Regions from separate parts of the Homo sapiens genome. Here region 1 is linked to region 2. A link is a loop called in an ENCODE intact Hi-C map of the cell type or tissue named here. Cell type or tissue: endothelial cell of umbilical vein. All regions are shown on one strand. Links, peaks and the distances in the headings refer to the core of each region. The heading gives the core; the rest is flanking DNA. Region 1 has its middle 150 kb from the start of ATP5MC3. Region 2 holds the start of HOXD12 (homeobox D12).

The links. A loop is a pair of places that touch in the nucleus more often than their neighbours do. Peaks named below come from ENCODE experiments on the same cell type or tissue, not always from the same donor. Only the 100,000 strongest peaks of a DNase experiment are listed, where the experiment ranks them.
Region 1: it touches region 2 in a loop (17-fold over the local background); 10 of 110 quality-filtered maps call a loop at or near these places.

What each region holds. Positions count from the first base shown.
Region 1 is chr2:175,325,526-175,333,855 of GRCh38, forward strand. No RefSeq gene overlaps it. Among named protein-coding and RNA genes, the nearest start is that of ATP5MC3, 150 kb to the left of the region's middle. In endothelial cell of umbilical vein, for the core only: a CTCF peak has its summit at 3,755 (motif pointing left); a DNase peak (open chromatin) is centred at 3,746.
Region 2 is chr2:176,092,787-176,101,116 of GRCh38, forward strand. HOXD13 (homeobox D13) reads left to right here. Exons shown (of 2, transcript NM_000523.4): 1 at 1-885; 2 at 1,694-3,158. The coding sequence starts at 105. The coding sequence ends at 1,944. It overlaps HOXD12 (homeobox D12), which reads left to right and starts at 7,009. Exons shown (of 2, transcript NM_021193.4): 1 at 7,009-7,589; 2 at 7,736-8,330. The coding sequence starts at 7,016. The coding sequence ends at 7,974. RefSeq lists enhancers at 4,156-4,739, 4,740-5,322, 6,864-7,596. In endothelial cell of umbilical vein, for the core only: a CTCF peak has its summit at 4,975 (motif pointing left); DNase peaks (open chromatin) are centred at 3,905 and 4,945; H3K4me3 peaks cover 374 bases; H3K27me3 peaks cover 7,360 bases.

The DNA.
Region 1 (8,330 bases), core at 116-8,115, 770 kb before region 2:
TGTGGTGGTATCACAACCTCTACTCAGTTCTACTACAAACTGTCTCAAGAACTAAATGGTGACATGGAATGGGTCGCCGACTCCCTGGTCACCTTGCAAGATTAACTTAACTCCCTAGCAGCAGTAGTCCTTCAAAATCGAAGAGCTTTAGACTTGCTAACCACGGAAAGAGGGGGAACCTGTTTATTTTTAGGGGAAGAATTCTGTTGTTATGTTAATCAATCTGGAATTGTTACCGAGAAATTTAAAGAAATTCAAGATCGAATGCAATGTAGAGCAGAGGAGCTTCAAAACACTGGACCCTGGGGCCTCCTCAGCCAATGGATGCCCTGAATTCTCCCCTTCTTAGGACCTCTAGCAGCTATAATATTGTTACTCCTCTTTGGACCCTGTATCTTTTATTTCCTTGTTAAGTTTGTCTCTTCCAGAATTGAAGCTGTAAAGCTGCAAATCGTTCTTAAATTGGAGCCCCAGATGCAGTCCATGACTAAAATCTACCAAGGACCCTTGGACTGGCCTGCTAGCCCATGCTCCGTGTTAATGACATTGAAGGCACCCCTCCCAAGGAAATCTCAACTGCACAACCCCTATTATGCCCCAATTCAGCAGGAAGCAGTTAGAGCGGTCGTCGACCAACCTCCCCAACAGCACTTGGGTTTTCCTGTTGAGAGGGGTTACTGAGAGACAGGACTAGCTGGATTTCCTAGACTGACTAAGAATCCCTAAGCCTAGCTGGGAAGGTGACCACATCCACCTTTAAACATGGGGCTTGCAACTTAGCTCACACCCAACCAATCAGGTAATAAAGAGACCTCACTAAAATGCTAACTAGGCAAAAACAGGAAGTAAAGAAATAGCCAATCATCTATTGCCTGAGAGCACAGCAGGAAGGACAGTGATCAGGATATAAACCCAGGCATTCGAGCCAGCAACGGCTACCCTCTTTGGGTCCCCTCCCTTTGTATGGGAGCTCTGTTTTCACTCTATTAAATCCTGCAACTGCAAAAAAACAAAAAGCAAAAAACAAATGTTTATTTAAATAATAGCTAATACTTAAGCAGCATTTGCATATGCCAGGAAATTTATGTATATGAACTCCTTCAACTCTTACAATAATATCTATTTTGCTGATGGGGAAACCAAGTCACAGATAGGTTGAAAAACTGGACTAAGACTGCAGAGTGAGGATTTGAAATTGGGGCTACAGTCTGTGTTCTTAACCACTGCATTTTAGTGCCCCTTGCTTAAAGCATTATTTACTGCCTCTTTCAAGCTTTTATACAAATAAGAAACATAAAGCTGCACATTTCAACTCGAGTGACCATTTCCACTTGGTTCCGTTATCTTCTAACCATTTTAATAAACAAACTCATCAAACAGAAAAATTAAGTTTAAAAAAGTTGTCATATCCTGTTTAATGGCAAAATACAATTTTAGCAATGCTCTTTTGATATAAACATAAAAATATTGAAAGCATAAATAAACTGTCAGGCCAGCCAAATAGTAATTATTTTGACATTAAACAAGATATTCATCTGTTTTCCTGAGTAAATAATCTCTGACAGCATCTAAAAGACAATGAGATCACGCAGCATTCAGGCACTAATGTACTCACTACATGGGGATAAAAGAAGCAAATGTTGGTGGATCAAAGGGGGCTCAGAGCAATGAGTAATGTAACACTCATCTCAAATTAAACAGCCATCTCCATGATGTGATGCAGAGTTTTATCTACCCCACTTTCTTTAGCAGCTGGAAGAAGAGAAGCAGTATTCCTGGGAGAAAGAGAATTAGGGAGGAGGGTATTCATGGCCTGGACAGGATGGAGAAGGGGAAATCAGCAAAAGAATAGAGGAGGCCACCTTGTGTTCTGGTTCCTAGTCTCCTCCATGAAATGGATGAGTATCCATCCATTGCGCCCCATTCTAGTTTGACGGCACCCAGAGTCCTTTATCTTAACCCATGGATGTCTGCCTTTTGGAGCAGTCATGTTTAAAATGTTCTACTGTGAAGGGTCCCGCTCTAAGGGGAACCCAGAAAACTTCATCTCACTTGACAGTCTCTATCATCTGATTAGTAAAAGCCCATGTCTTCACTGGGTGCCACAAGGCAGAAATATAAGTGCCTGAAACTTATTTATTTATTTATTTATTTATGAGACAGTCTTGCTGTGTTGCCCAGGCTGGAGCGCAGTGGTGCCATCTCAGCTCACTGTAACCTATACCTCCTGGGCTCAAACAATCCTCCCACTTCAGCCTCCAAAGTGGCTGGGACTACAAGCGTGTGCCACCACACCCAGCTGATTTTTGTATTTTTGGTAGAGACGGGGTTTCGCCATGTTGTTCAGGCTGGTCTCGAACTCCTGGGCTCAAGTGATCCTCCCACCTCAACCTCCCAAACTGCTGGGATTACAGGTATGAGTCCTATGCCCGTCCCCTTGAACATTTATATTTAATCATGATAATCATCAATAAGCACTTTGAAAGCTATTGTTCCTTTATGCGTGATTTCCTCATCTATAAGATGGGGTAATAGTGCTGACCACATGAGTTTGTTCTGAAGATTTAAGCATAAAATACTGAAAACAGTGTCTGGCACACAGTAGGTACTCAACATTATTTTTGTATCGTAATTCTTTTATATTACGCCCCTAAAAATCCCATGGAGTAGTGGGAGGGCAGATTGTTACCTCCATTTTTCAGGCAAGGAAACTGAGGCTTAGTGAAGTCTTTTCCCCACAAGCTTTGGCAGTTCTGGAAGTAAAAGCTTCCAATTTTTATTTCAGTCTCTTCATTGGCCCAGAACCTAAATTAATTTTTTTCCTTAATTCTTCAAAGTCCTTTGGGAATTCCTAGTAGGGTCTTCTAGGATCACTTTTCTAACCCAAAGATTCCCTTACCCTGAGCGTGGACCTTCCGGTAGTAAAATCCAGCTTCCTCAGTTTGCTGTGAATTTGTGAAGAATCAATGGACAGTTGGGACAGATGAGACACAATGGGGCTTTCTGCGGGTTTATAAACATTCCTTACTCGAACTTGGGAAAGTGAACTAAGCTAAGGCAGAATAATCCTTTGGTTTTTGTCAAGTTGCCTTGGAGAAACAGGAAGTAGGATAATAGTTCATAGGAAAAGCAGAGTGTACTGGGTGTGATGCTGCGCTGGGGTTTGTGTTAGCTGCTATGGGGTTAGTTAGCTGCTAAATGCTAACTGATGCCAGCATTAATGCATTACACTCACATGGCGCTTTCCATTTACAAGCCATGTTCATGTGTATTAGCTTACTTAATCCTCATGAAAACCCTGTGAAACTGATGAGTCTAAAGATCAGGAGACAAGCTCCGAGAGATTAAGTGACAAGCCCAGGATTGTACAGGAGCAAGTGACGGAGTGGGGTCAAGCCACCTCTTACACCTGCAGTCAAAGGGGCTGCGTCCCAGAGCTGTAGGAGAGGGGCCAGAGGGAGGAGACATGTTGGAGGTCCTGGGTGATGTGAAAAGAGCTTTTTCCAGCAGCTAGGAAGCCAGGGTGCCCAGTGTTGGGGTCAGCAGAGAGCAGGAGGCCTGCTGCCCTGAATGGGACCTGCTTTGTACTCAGGGGGTGCTGAGATTGCCCTGTGCTCAGTGTGTACCAGGGCTAGACTCATGCATCAGACTATTGGGCCTGGCTACACTTTGTTTTTCCTTAAGGAAGGAGGGAGGGGAAACCCAACTGTGGTTAGATTGAAAAGATCACGACGGGGCAAAATCACTCCCTCTGGTGGTTACTTCTAGTAGTGGTGGGAGCAGCAAAACCAGCCCCCAAGAATAGTTTATGAAGGATAATGTAATCTGTGGGAGGAAGATCTAAACATGCAGTGTTGTTCCAATGCTGTTTTTACCCAGTATGGAAGTCGTTACAGCTGTCATCTCTGTAAATGAACTTCTCTCTCTCTCTCTCTCTTTCTGTCACACACACACACACACACACATACACACACACACACACACACACACACACACACACACACACACACACACACAATTATTTATTTAGCTCTTCTTTTCTCCAAGCCAGGGACTTTACAGTCACTATTTCATTTAAGTTTCTTATTGTGCATTATTAAGCCCAGGTAACAGGTGAGAAAACTGAGATTCAGAGACATTAAGTAAGTTTACCAAAGTCACAACTTATTAGTGATGGTACCTGGACTCAGACTCAAGTATGACTTCAAATCCCAAGCTGTTACCCACTATGCTTTGCTGGCCATCATGGGATGCTTCACTGTTAATATTTGCTAGCATTAATGCTGACCCTGACATGACATTGTCTAGAACAGTGGTTATGCATCAGGGTCATAAAGATACTTCAAAAATCAGATTCCTAGTCACCTACCTCAGAAACATCAAATCGAAATCTCTGAGTGTGAGGCCCATGAATCTCTATTTTCAAAAATTCTTCCCAGGCAATTCTGACGAAGACAGCTCAGTTCAGGTCTGTGAACTGGCGTCTGTAAACTGCTGCTCTAGTGCTTTTACATTTTCTAGCCCTGTCTTGTCTGTAACTTTGCTTCTGAAAAACAACACACATAAGAGGCAGGCACAGGAAGTATGCTGGCTCAGCACCATGGTTCAGCTTTGCCATCCAGGACAGAGAGAGGAAAAACTAGTTGGGGACTTTCTGTGGACAAGTTCTTATCCAACGTGTGTATACTGAATTCAGATGACTGTGAGGAGACAGTGTCAATTCAAAATTGAGAAAGATGAGAGAAAGGCTGGAGGCCCAGGCCATAAAGAGGCTGCTTTTCCAAGGAAATATAGTGCAGAGAGAAGATAGCTTAAACTGAGCCAGTTTAACACAATGAGAAGGTCAAGATTATGCGTATTAGGTTGGTGCAAAAGTAATTGCGGTTTTTGCCATTAAAAGTAATAGCAAAAACTGCAATTGCTTTTGCACCAACCTAAATATGTCACCAGCTGCTGTAATAATTAGAACCCAAAATATAACAATGGCCCAAACATAATAGAAGTTGATTTCTCATCCAGGCAACAAACCAAGAGACATGTTTCAGGTTGGTAGGTGGCTGTCTTCCAGAAGGTGGTTCAAAGACCAAACCTCCTTCCATTTTGTGGCTCAGGGATCCGCTAGGGCCTCACTGCCTCCAGCCAGTGGAGGAGATTGAGAGCATGCAGGGGACATACTTTACTTCTTAAAGGCCTTAGCCTTCTAGTCACAGCCTAGGAGATCTCAACTACCCGCCCATCCCTAATAGAAGGAGAACTAGGAAATACAGTGTATTTGTGTGCCAATAAAGAAAGAGAAGCAGAATATGTTGTGAGCACTATGTTCAGCTGGTCTTTGCAATATCAAGTGAGAATCCCCCTCAAAGCCTGCGATGGCAGTCCTCTTAATGGCAGGTGAAATAAAACAGAATGATCCTGGACAAGGCAGATCAGTGCTTTACATTTAAGTTTAGCCCAAGCTAATTGAGTAATATGAGACTGGATGTTTGTTACATCTGAAGGAAATTCTGCTTTAACTCCAGTGGCATAGGAAGGCACAGAAAAGAAAGCAAGAAATGACTAGTACAAGGCTTTGCCAACCAAACAAGGTAGAGGACTTTTTCATAAAAGTCATTGTTCTTATCTTTCCTCTAATTTTGCCTGAATCAGTGGCAATGTTGTCAGGGATAAACACCTGTCCAGGGCCCACACACAACACTTGGAGCAAATGCTGCCACTCACAAAATATGGGGTATTACAGTGCTCTCAGTAGGCCCTTGGTGGAAACTAGTGTCTTTCTTCTATCCTGCGAGGGAAAGGCAGATTTTTTTTTTATCTCTCCCGTATATCCCCAGAAAATAAAAACCCTTTAACCTCTTGATCTGCAAAGTCATGACACAACCTCCCTGTTTTCTCCTCAATGTCCAAAACCCAGTGATTTAGTGTATGGCCTATTCTGAGAAGTGAAAACTGTCAAATTCCATTATTGGATTTCTTTTTCATCCAAATACCAGGATCATATTCTTCCTTCTTGAGCAGAATAAATAATGAAATCTATATTTAGGAATACCTCGTGTCACACAGATATATGTTAAAAAGATCCGGCCAGGTGTGGTGGCTCATGCCTGTAATCCCAACACTTTGGGAGGCAGAGGAGGGTGGATCATGAGGTCAGGAGTTCAAGACCAGCCTGGCCAACTTAGTGAAACCCCATCTCTACTAAAAATACCAAAAAAAAAAAAAAAAATTAGCTGGGCATGGTGGTGTGCACCTGTAATCCCAGCTACCCAGGAGGCTGAGTCAGGAGAATTGCTTGAACCCAGGAGGCGGAGGTTGCAGTGAGCTGAGATTGCGCCATTGCACTCCAGCCCAGGCGACAGTGCGAGACTCTGTCAAAAAAAAAAACAACAACAACAACAACAACAACAACAAAAAAACAGTTTTGGTTGATGACATCGAACATGAGGCAATAGTATAAAGAGGCTTCTAAATCGAGCTGCATTAATAGATAGGGCCCAGATCACGATAGGTAGTTATTTCACGGTTCTCTCCATAGGAGGGTCTTGGTCAGTTTTGAGTAAACATTTTAAAAAGATCATTCTAAAACTGCAGGGTTTCCTGAAAAGAATGAATGATGATGGGAAGGATTTGAGCATCAAGTCCCATGGAAAATTGCAGACGGAAACTAAGATTTGTATCACGGGGAAGAAAAGATCAAGATGAGTCTGATAACTGAAGGCCCAGGAAGTAAGGAGTGCTTAGTGTTACTTTGAATACCTCTGGGGACAAACCAGACCAATGATAAAAGTTTTGGAGCATTAGATTTAAGCCCATATATAAAGAAGAATATTCTAATGATTTACAGTTTTCTAAAAATGAAATGGGCTCTTTAGGGACATAGAAGAGCTTTTTGTTAAGAATTGTATAAAGGGGTCCTTGATCTGGATGGGGGGTTGTCCAAGATAATACCTTTTGGTTCTGACATTTTCTGAAAGGGTATTGGATTTTGGGAAAAAAGCAAGCGCTGTGCAGGAGCAAAATAAGCACTCCCAGGAGATGCAGAATGATTAAAGACACCAAATAATGCAAACAACAGGCACAAAAACAATGTATCTTCATTGTTTGCAGGCCATCAATGTTAAATTTAACTGTTTTAGCTCCTGCTCTTCTATTATCTGACATGCCCCTCCTTCAATTAATGCATGTTTAAATCCCATTCAACCTCTCTCCTAAGACTTCCCTAATTCCCAGGATGCAGGGCTTATTTTCTTCCTTTGAATTCCTATGGCAAATTGTGTGTATCTGCTTTTAAAAAATATTAGAAGCCTTCCAGTAATAAGAATTAATACACGTTTATTATAGGACAATATAGACTTGCAGCCAGATTGAATTCAAATCCTGGCTACACAACCTAATAGCTGTGTGATGGGAAATTTACTCTAAGTCTGTTCTTCACTTGTCTACAAAGCAGGGATAACAACATACCTAACTCATAGGGTTTTTGAGAAATTAAGTAAGTTAAATGTATACAGTGCTTAAAATAGTGTCTCATTAGGTGTTGCTATTGTAAAAATAGCAATCATCAAAAAATATAGAAAAGTAGAAAGAAGTCATCCATAACTTTGCCACCCAAAGACAACCACACTGTTTTTCCTATTTTTTTAAAGATAGCAGTGACCATATTGCACATATAATTTCGTTTTCCAGTTTTTTACTTAATATTACAACATACAAATTTGTATAGCATATAAAATTCCTCATAAACCAAATATAAATGGCTACACGATGATTTACCATGTGTAGTGCTATGACTTACTAGTAATTATACTCATTTATTACATAATTATTTATTACATTATTTTCCAAATTGAGGTTGTTTTCAATCTTGACTATTAAAAGTGATGCTATAATGAAAGCCTTTCCTTTAATATCTTTTATTCTCCACCCCACCCTCCACACATTCGCTTTCTTCATCATTGATGTGAGCTTCTTGAGGCCAGGGACCAAAGTAAGGCCTTAGTCTTACTTGGTGTCCTTACACATATAGTGTCCTATACACATAATGATATATCCTGATCAATATGTCATGTGTCAAAAATCATTAAGCAAAGTTAAAAATCAATTAGTTAAAATATAATTTTTTTGGTTTCAACGACAGTTTATTTTCTCACAGTTCTGGAGGCTGGGAAGTCCAAGATCAATGTGCTGGGTGATTCAGTTTCTGGTGAAGGCTCTCTCTTTCTGGCCTGTAGATGGCTGCCTTCTTGGTATGTCCACATATGGCAGAATAACAGAGAGAAGAGAAGAGAAAGAGAAGAGAAAAGAAGACAAGAGAAGAGAAGAAAGAGAAGAGA
Region 2 (8,330 bases), core at 225-8,224:
GGAGCGAGCGAACCAGAGAGAAAGGAGAGGAGGGAGGAGGCGCGCCGCGCCATGGTGTCCTGCGCGGGGCCAGGGCCAGGGCCGGGGCCGGGCCAGGCCGGGCCATGAGCCGCGCCGGGAGCTGGGACATGGACGGGCTGCGGGCAGACGGCGGGGGCGCCGGTGGCGCCCCGGCCTCTTCCTCCTCCTCATCGGTGGCGGCGGCGGCGGCGTCAGGCCAGTGCCGCGGCTTTCTCTCCGCGCCTGTGTTCGCCGGGACGCATTCGGGGCGGGCGGCGGCGGCGGCAGCGGCGGCTGCGGCGGCGGCGGCGGCAGCCTCCGGCTTTGCGTACCCCGGGACCTCTGAGCGCACGGGCTCTTCCTCGTCGTCGTCCTCTTCTGCCGTTGTAGCGGCGCGCCCGGAGGCTCCCCCAGCCAAAGAGTGCCCAGCACCCACGCCTGCAGCGGCCGCTGCAGCGCCCCCGAGCGCTCCAGCGCTGGGCTACGGCTACCACTTCGGCAACGGCTACTACAGCTGCCGTATGTCGCACGGCGTGGGCTTACAGCAGAATGCGCTCAAGTCATCGCCGCACGCCTCGCTGGGAGGCTTTCCCGTGGAGAAGTACATGGACGTGTCAGGCCTGGCGAGCAGCAGCGTACCGGCCAACGAGGTGCCAGCGCGAGCCAAGGAGGTATCCTTCTACCAGGGCTATACGAGCCCTTACCAGCACGTGCCCGGCTATATCGACATGGTGTCCACTTTCGGCTCCGGGGAGCCTCGGCACGAGGCCTACATCTCCATGGAGGGGTACCAGTCCTGGACGCTGGCTAACGGGTGGAACAGCCAGGTGTACTGCACCAAGGACCAGCCACAGGGGTCCCACTTTTGGAAATCTTCCTTTCCAGGTAGGGGCGATGGAGAAAAGGGACCGACACGAGGGAGGGGGAGAGAGAAGGAGAAAAGAAAGGACTAAGAGTATGCGCCCCTACTTGGGAGTGGGAGTTGTGCCTGTGCTCCACACGTGACCAGGGTTAACCCAGTGGAAATTTGTCCAGTTCGTGTGAAATCTGTAAATTCCTCCTCTGATTTCAACTGCCTCCGTCACTGCCCTTTCTTTCCTGTGTGCAGCGCAGACACGTTTTTCTCCTAAAGTTGAGAGTCTCTGCGTGCCCTTTCCTTGGGCCTCTCCCTTTTCTCCTAAAGAGAACTTTTTCCTAAGAAACCTGACAGAGTTGGGTCCCCCCATTTTCAAAGACATCACTGCCCCAAGATGACTACTAAAGCTTGTTAGATCAAGCTCACGAACTCCTAACATAGGAACGCGGGAAATCAAAATTTGAGCAAAAGACCTGAGTTGGTATGTGTCTATGTATGTAAGTTTGTTTTTATACAACCGACATTTGCAGAAACTGTCCTCATGAACGTGCCCAATAACCACACCATAAAATTGCAAGCTTGTTAAGATGCCGGTTTGAGAAACTATGATAATCAATCAAATTAACCATTGTTGTTAAGTGCAAATAATCCTTCTTTAATAACAGGTAAGTGTTATGTCTATGTACATAATAAAGACCAAACAGCATGGCATTTTTTAAAAATTTCCTGCACCCCTGCAAACGCACACACACACACACACACACACACACACACAATCCTCAGCTAGGTGCTCCGAATATCCCAGCCTAATTTTTCTTGTGCTTTTGTTTGTATCAGGGGATGTGGCTCTAAATCAGCCGGACATGTGCGTCTACCGAAGAGGGAGGAAGAAGAGAGTGCCTTACACCAAACTGCAGCTTAAAGAACTGGAGAACGAGTATGCCATTAACAAATTCATTAACAAGGACAAGCGGCGGCGTATCTCGGCTGCTACGAACCTATCTGAGAGACAAGTGACCATTTGGTTTCAGAACCGAAGAGTGAAGGACAAGAAAATTGTCTCCAAGCTCAAAGATACTGTCTCCTGATGTGGTCCAGGTTGGCCACAGACAGCTTAGAAGCCATTCGGTTGTCTCCAAAAGGCCTTTGGAAAGACTTGAATATGTATTTAATTCCCCCCACCCCCTGCCAATGGTGGCAAATTTTGTGAATTGTTTTTCTCTCTTCCCCTTATCTGGCTCTAAAACCTTCTGCTGCCCAACCTGACTTTGTAGTTCTGATTTTTACTTGTTTATTATTGGTTTTGTTCTTGCCTAGGGTTTTTAAAATATCTGTTTTTAATGTTTTGTTTCTCCCTCCAGGCCAGTATAAAGGGACTTGAAGTATTTTTTAATAATCCGCCCCCCAATGAACTTCAGAAGTGCCATTCTGATTTAAGGGTTTTTTTAAAAAATTACTTTATTTGTTCATTCCCAGCACTGATTATCTTCATAATCCATTAGGACAGAATGGTTTTCAGTCGTTCATATCCTGTAATTAGGTAATTGAATCATTAGCTCTCAGCAGTTGCCCTGAGGCAAGTGGAAAGGCAGGCAGTGCTCTGGGGTCACCGAGAAAGTCTAAAAACAGGAGGCTGAAGGTACTGTGATGGCTTTAAAAATGGCCACCTTATTAAATAGGGATTGTATCAATATTGAAATGAAGACAATCTTTCCAACTTTGGGTGTTTCACTTGCTGTTTTAATTGTTTGTTTTTAACACTTTGTAGGTTTGTGTTTTCATAATCTTTAATTTGAAACTCATGTGTCCTCATGGATCGTGGATGCCTTCATTTCTTGAGCTCTCAATGCAGACATTTAAATGGCTGCAATCAGTAGAGTGACCCGCGGATGGCATAAATGCACCTCCTTTTCTTGGCCTTGGATCTATGGGTCTGGGATTGTGGTCATCTCCTCAATCCTCAAAAAGAGGCTGAATCAATGTGGCCGTGGGTGGGAACTTACATACAGAACCCAATGAAGAACTTGACTGTCTAAACAAGGGGGCCTCGCATGGAGCTGTAAAGCATCTAACAAATATGAAAAATGTGAAGTTCCAAGGTCCAAGAAGAAAAATAATGATGTTTCTGAAAGTGATGATAAATAATTACTTTTAAAGTGCTGCATATTTATACAATTGAGAGATTATTTTTGTAAATGCAATGTCTGTGAGCTGGGATACATGGGCAGTGCTTCAGACATTTAAAAATCACTTTTTACTCCTAGGGAGATGCCAATAAACAGAACTCTTTTGTTTCTTCTGAGTCCTTATACATTTGTTTTATTTTTTCAAGTTTGTGTTTCTTCTTGAAACGATTCTTATTTATTACAAAATCTTGGTATCTTGAACACAATTATGTTCTCTATAGATGAAGGAAACTCAACACTAATTCTGGTTTCTGGAACCTTCATGCTCTCCACTTTTGCCCCCCTCCCTCCCTTTTGCCCATGACTTTAACATAAGTAGTGATGTTTTAAAATGAGGATATCATTTACAGTGTTTAAAATGATATTTTATACCAGGCCAGCTCAAAAGACAATAAAATTTTACTTTTCTTTCACTATTGTCAATTTATTTATATAGTTCTATTTATTTTTTAATCCATATGTATTTGTATGCCTGTGCATAGAAAAACTTACTCACTTGAAAATTTTCAACCTGGAAAGACCATTATAAACATCTGGACTAGGAAGGTCTTGAAATTAGAAAGACATACCCATATTTGGCAATCGAAAAAGAAACATTTCAAGCTTATCCCATATCGCCTTCTCCGGGCAGTCTGCACAGAGCAGTTGACAACTGAAAACATAAAACCTAAACTTTCAGACGCAATTTTTAGGCACTAGAATTTTCTGTTTGAGGCCTTTTTGCCACTCAGGGAAATGGCCGATGAGGAACTGGATGACTCCTCATGGTTAGCTCCCCACACAATCAACTCAGTGGTTGCTAAAGTTTTAGTGTGTAAGTTAGTTACATAGTGATATTTAAAACCTCACTTAGTGTGAAAACTCTCCTGGTGGGAGGGCTCCCTCATGACTTTGAGAGAGAAAACGCAGAGACCTAAGACTTGGAGCTACTTTCGTTTTCCCTGTCCCAGCTTGATTTCTTTCATATCTTACTGGCGACCGTGGACAGCTAACTTCGATTTTGAGGGGGAGGGACAGAGACAGAGAAACAGAGAGAGATATGATCGCGATTCAATCTTTGCAGAAGAAATAACCCGTGCACAAGGGGCCACACCATCCCCCACCTTACACTTCGGGAAGGGTCGTTACCGTTTTTGTGGTTTTTCTCAAAAGATGTGTTTTCATCAGAAACGGGCACATTTTTCCTTTCTCCTAATCGCCAACTTCCCCTCCATTTTTTGTGAGTCCCACACTCCGGAGCTTCACTCCATTTCCCCTGTCTATTTCTCGGGTTTCCCATCGTGGGTAGGGGAGATTGCCTCGAGGCTTTCCTTTCATCTCTAGTTTGCATGTCACTTCCCCCCCTCCCCCCGCCTTGGAGAAATGGTAGGTTTGCTGAAGATTAAAACTGTGCTCAAACGCTCTCTGGAGGAATTTGGATTGAGGGCTAAATCAATAACAGAAGAAGGCTTTGTTATTCATATGCATTCCCTTTATATTCCAAATTGCAGAGGGAGGAGAGGAACTGGTAAGTGGCCCAGGCACTGGGAGGGAGGCCCTCGGGGAACCCGGAAGGCTAAGGGGGCTTGGAGAGAGGCCTTTCCTTCGGTTGGAGACAGGCGGCAGGAGAGCTCCTCAGAAACCCGGCAGGTTTTTAGCGCCGCGGGTGGGGGAACGAGGTCCCCGTGTCGCGTGATTCAAGAGGCGAAGGAAGCATTGGAGCCGGGACTCACGGTCAGACAAAGGGGCGACTGCAGTGCTTCCCCGCCTCTGGCAGCCCCCTGGGTCCCTCTGGCTCCGCTGTCAGGGGCGGCCTTGCCGCCAAGATCTCCGGCTTTCGGAGGCGCTAGGCTGCGTCTGAAAGCGGGCTGGCGACCCCAGGGAGGCCGCACCGCCCTTCACTGTTGATCTTGACCGTGCGGCTGCGCCCCGATAGGCATGGAGCGCGCTCGCCATCTCCTGGGCATTGGGCGGCATTGGCAGAGCTCTCTATTCGCTCCTCAGCCAAATCCTGTTCCATTCTCTTAATCACCAGCCAAGCCACTCTCCCGCCACTACTTTCCACCCCGATCCTCCCTCGATCAGGTTCCCCAGCTCGCATAAGACTTTGCCTGCCAGACCTCGAAAGTCATAAACCCGGGGGATGAAGTGGGAAGACTGTCCAAGGAGCAATGGAGGGAACCTAGTTGTTCTTGTTTTTCCTGTTTTTCACTGAGTTCTTTTATGCCTTTAGTCCTGAGGCGCAAACAGCTGTTGTAGGGCTGCCTAAAGGTCCGAAAGAGACACCCCTCGGCTTGGAAATAACGAGGAATCGTCGTGCACTGAAACGTGAGGAGAGACTGCAGGGACCCCTGGAGCTGGAGCTTTCGGGAGTAACGAAGCTGCAGCTCCTCGAAAATAGGATGGGTTCCCCAAAATAAGAGCTCTTAGGGATCTGAGGCTTGTATTCCCTTGAGTATCTAGGAACTGGGATTGCAGTTTGTGCTTGCCCCCACCTCCCAAGAGAGGACGAGAGCGAGTGAGTCTCTATGCCTGGGCTCCTAAGGAAACTCTCTGGCAGAGCCAGAGGAGCCCCAGACATCCCCACCCCCCCGTCCTCACTCCCTCTCTCCCCCCCACCAGAGCAGGAGGAAGAGGCCGATTGCGTTCCCCAGAGCCACCCAATTGGTCGCCATAACTCACACAATAAAGTGGCAGCGCGGCGGTCAGTCTTGCCCTCCGGCGGCGCCTGTGTGGTCTCAGTGCAGGAGCCCGCGATCTAACCAATTCCAGCTTGGCTCGGAGACCGAGGGTCCTGCTGCAGGCTGAGACTGGCGCCGGTCACCGGGTCTCCCAGGGTCTTGGGATCAGAGGCAGGAGGGGAGGACCCCTAGTCCTCTGGCCGGACTAGGCAAGAGGGCCAGCGACGGGGTCTGAGCACACCGCTCCCGGCTAAGAACTGCTGCCTTTCCCACTTCCCTGTTTGTCAGACCCGTGAACTCCCTATCCCCGGCACCCCTGGGGGCGCTGAGGCAAGGAACTCTGCTAGCCAGCTGCCTCCGAACGCCCGCTGTTCCCCGGCCAGGTGGTTCTGGCTCTTCTGCCTTTCCACACCCAGTCGGGGGAGTTCGTCCTGCTTTGCCCTCCACTTGGTGGATGGGGACACCTCGGAGTTCTGGTTTGCAGTGTGTAGTCCTGGAGAGGACTCCTGAAGATAAAAGGAATGTAGCCTTTGGCCACGATTGGTGGATCGAGCTGATGGGTTCCCTGGCGGACATTCTCCATGGACCTGTATGGCAATTTCCCTATGATCAGAGTTCTTAGCCATGGGGACACAAACCAGAAATAGTGTGGCCTCCTTCCTGGATCCCAAAATTGGGTAGTTTGTGATGCCCTTTTTGTGTCTGCGGCCTGGGACTGAGGGCTCAAGTAGCGAATGGGTCTTTGCTGCCAGATCCTCAGGCAGAGGTCTCTGGAGAAACCCTCTCTGTGGGAGTGATTGGGGTAAAAGTGACATTGCTCAGGCCAAGGGACAGAGCTCCTGGTGCCGCCGGACCGCGCCCTCTCCGGATAAGTCGAGAGGCGCCGGTTAATGGAAAATGCCTCCGCTGCAACTTAAAGCCGGTAGAAGCAAGCCGGGCCCAGAAAGCCTGCGGAAAACGAATCGCAAAGCCAATCACGACCAAGAAGAGTCCCAGGGGACACTTGGGCAGAGTCACCCTCTTGCCCGATGTCCCCAGCTGCTGAAGCCGGGCCTGGAAACCCGCAGACAGTTAGTCTTCGCTCAACCTGATTTGGCTCTGCTGGCAGCCTCGTCCTTCGCCATCGAACATTGCGGGTGTTATCATAATACTCTGAAGGGGGGGAAAACGGGTCGGGGGGATGTAGGCGGTGCTGAAATGACCGGCTTTGAAGAACCTGCAGGCAAAGTTTCGTCCAATCGTCTGAGCCTGTCCTCTTATTCCCGGTTGTAACTAAATACTGTTGCGAGCGCAGCCGAAGCCCTTTGTTGGAGATGTGTGAGCGCAGTCTCTACAGAGCGGGCTATGTGGGCTCGCTTCTGAATCTGCAGTCGCCAGACTCTTTCTACTTCTCCAACCTGAGGCCGAATGGCGGCCAGTTGGCCGCGCTTCCCCCTATCTCCTACCCGCGCGGCGCGCTGCCCTGGGCCGCCACGCCCGCCTCCTGCGCCCCCGCGCAGCCTGCGGGCGCCACTGCCTTCGGCGGCTTCTCGCAGCCCTACCTGGCTGGCTCCGGGCCTCTCGGCCTGCAGCCCCCAACAGCCAAAGACGGACCCGAAGAGCAGGCTAAGTTCTATGCGCCCGAAGCGGCCGCTGGGCCAGAGGAGCGCGGTCGTACCCGGCCGTCCTTCGCCCCCGAGTCTAGCCTGGCTCCTGCAGTGGCTGCTCTCAAAGCGGCCAAGTATGACTACGCTGGTGTGGGTCGTGCCACGCCGGGCTCCACGACCCTGCTCCAGGGGGCTCCCTGCGCCCCTGGCTTCAAGGACGACACCAAGGGCCCGCTCAACTTGAACATGACAGTGCAGGCGGCGGGCGTTGCCTCTTGCCTGCGACCTTCACTGCCCGACGGTAAACGGTGCCCATGCTCCCCGGGCCGGTTTGGGCCGGGATGGGAGGTGGGGTTCAAGGGAGAGTGTAAGGGGAGGTGAACCGCCTGGGGGCGGGCAATAGACAGAGTACGGGCTGGGTTGACGTGGGTTGGGGCTGTGTTGCAGGCCTGCCGTGGGGGGCGGCCCCGGGGAGGGCCCGCAAGAAGCGGAAACCCTACACGAAGCAGCAGATTGCGGAGTTGGAGAACGAATTCCTCGTCAACGAATTCATCAACAGGCAGAAACGCAAGGAATTGTCCAATAGGCTGAACCTCAGCGACCAGCAAGTCAAAATCTGGTTCCAGAACAGGCGTATGAAGAAGAAGCGCGTGGTGCTTCGGGAGCAGGCGCTGGCGCTCTACTAGCCGCGCGCGTGGCCAGGGCCGGGTTGGATCTGCCCTTTTGGACAGAGGCCTTGTTTGGGGAGGGGGATCTGGGGCTAAGGCTAAGGCTTTTCCTTCGGTTCCTTCTCTGCTGGCCCCAGAAGCCACCAAGAGATTTACAGACCAGGCCAGTTGGGCCTCCTTGCTTTCCTCAGTCCCTGAGAAGCCCGTGAGAAACGTGCGGAAGTACCAGTGCAACTCTGGCTGGCCTTAAGGCTTCCACGTTGGGGGACTGAGGCCAACTCTCCTTGCTCCTGGCTGGGGCATTTGCACCCACCGCTCATTCTTGCTCCCCGGTACCTGGATTTTTCTGTTTCCACCCAATTCGTTCTCCCTTT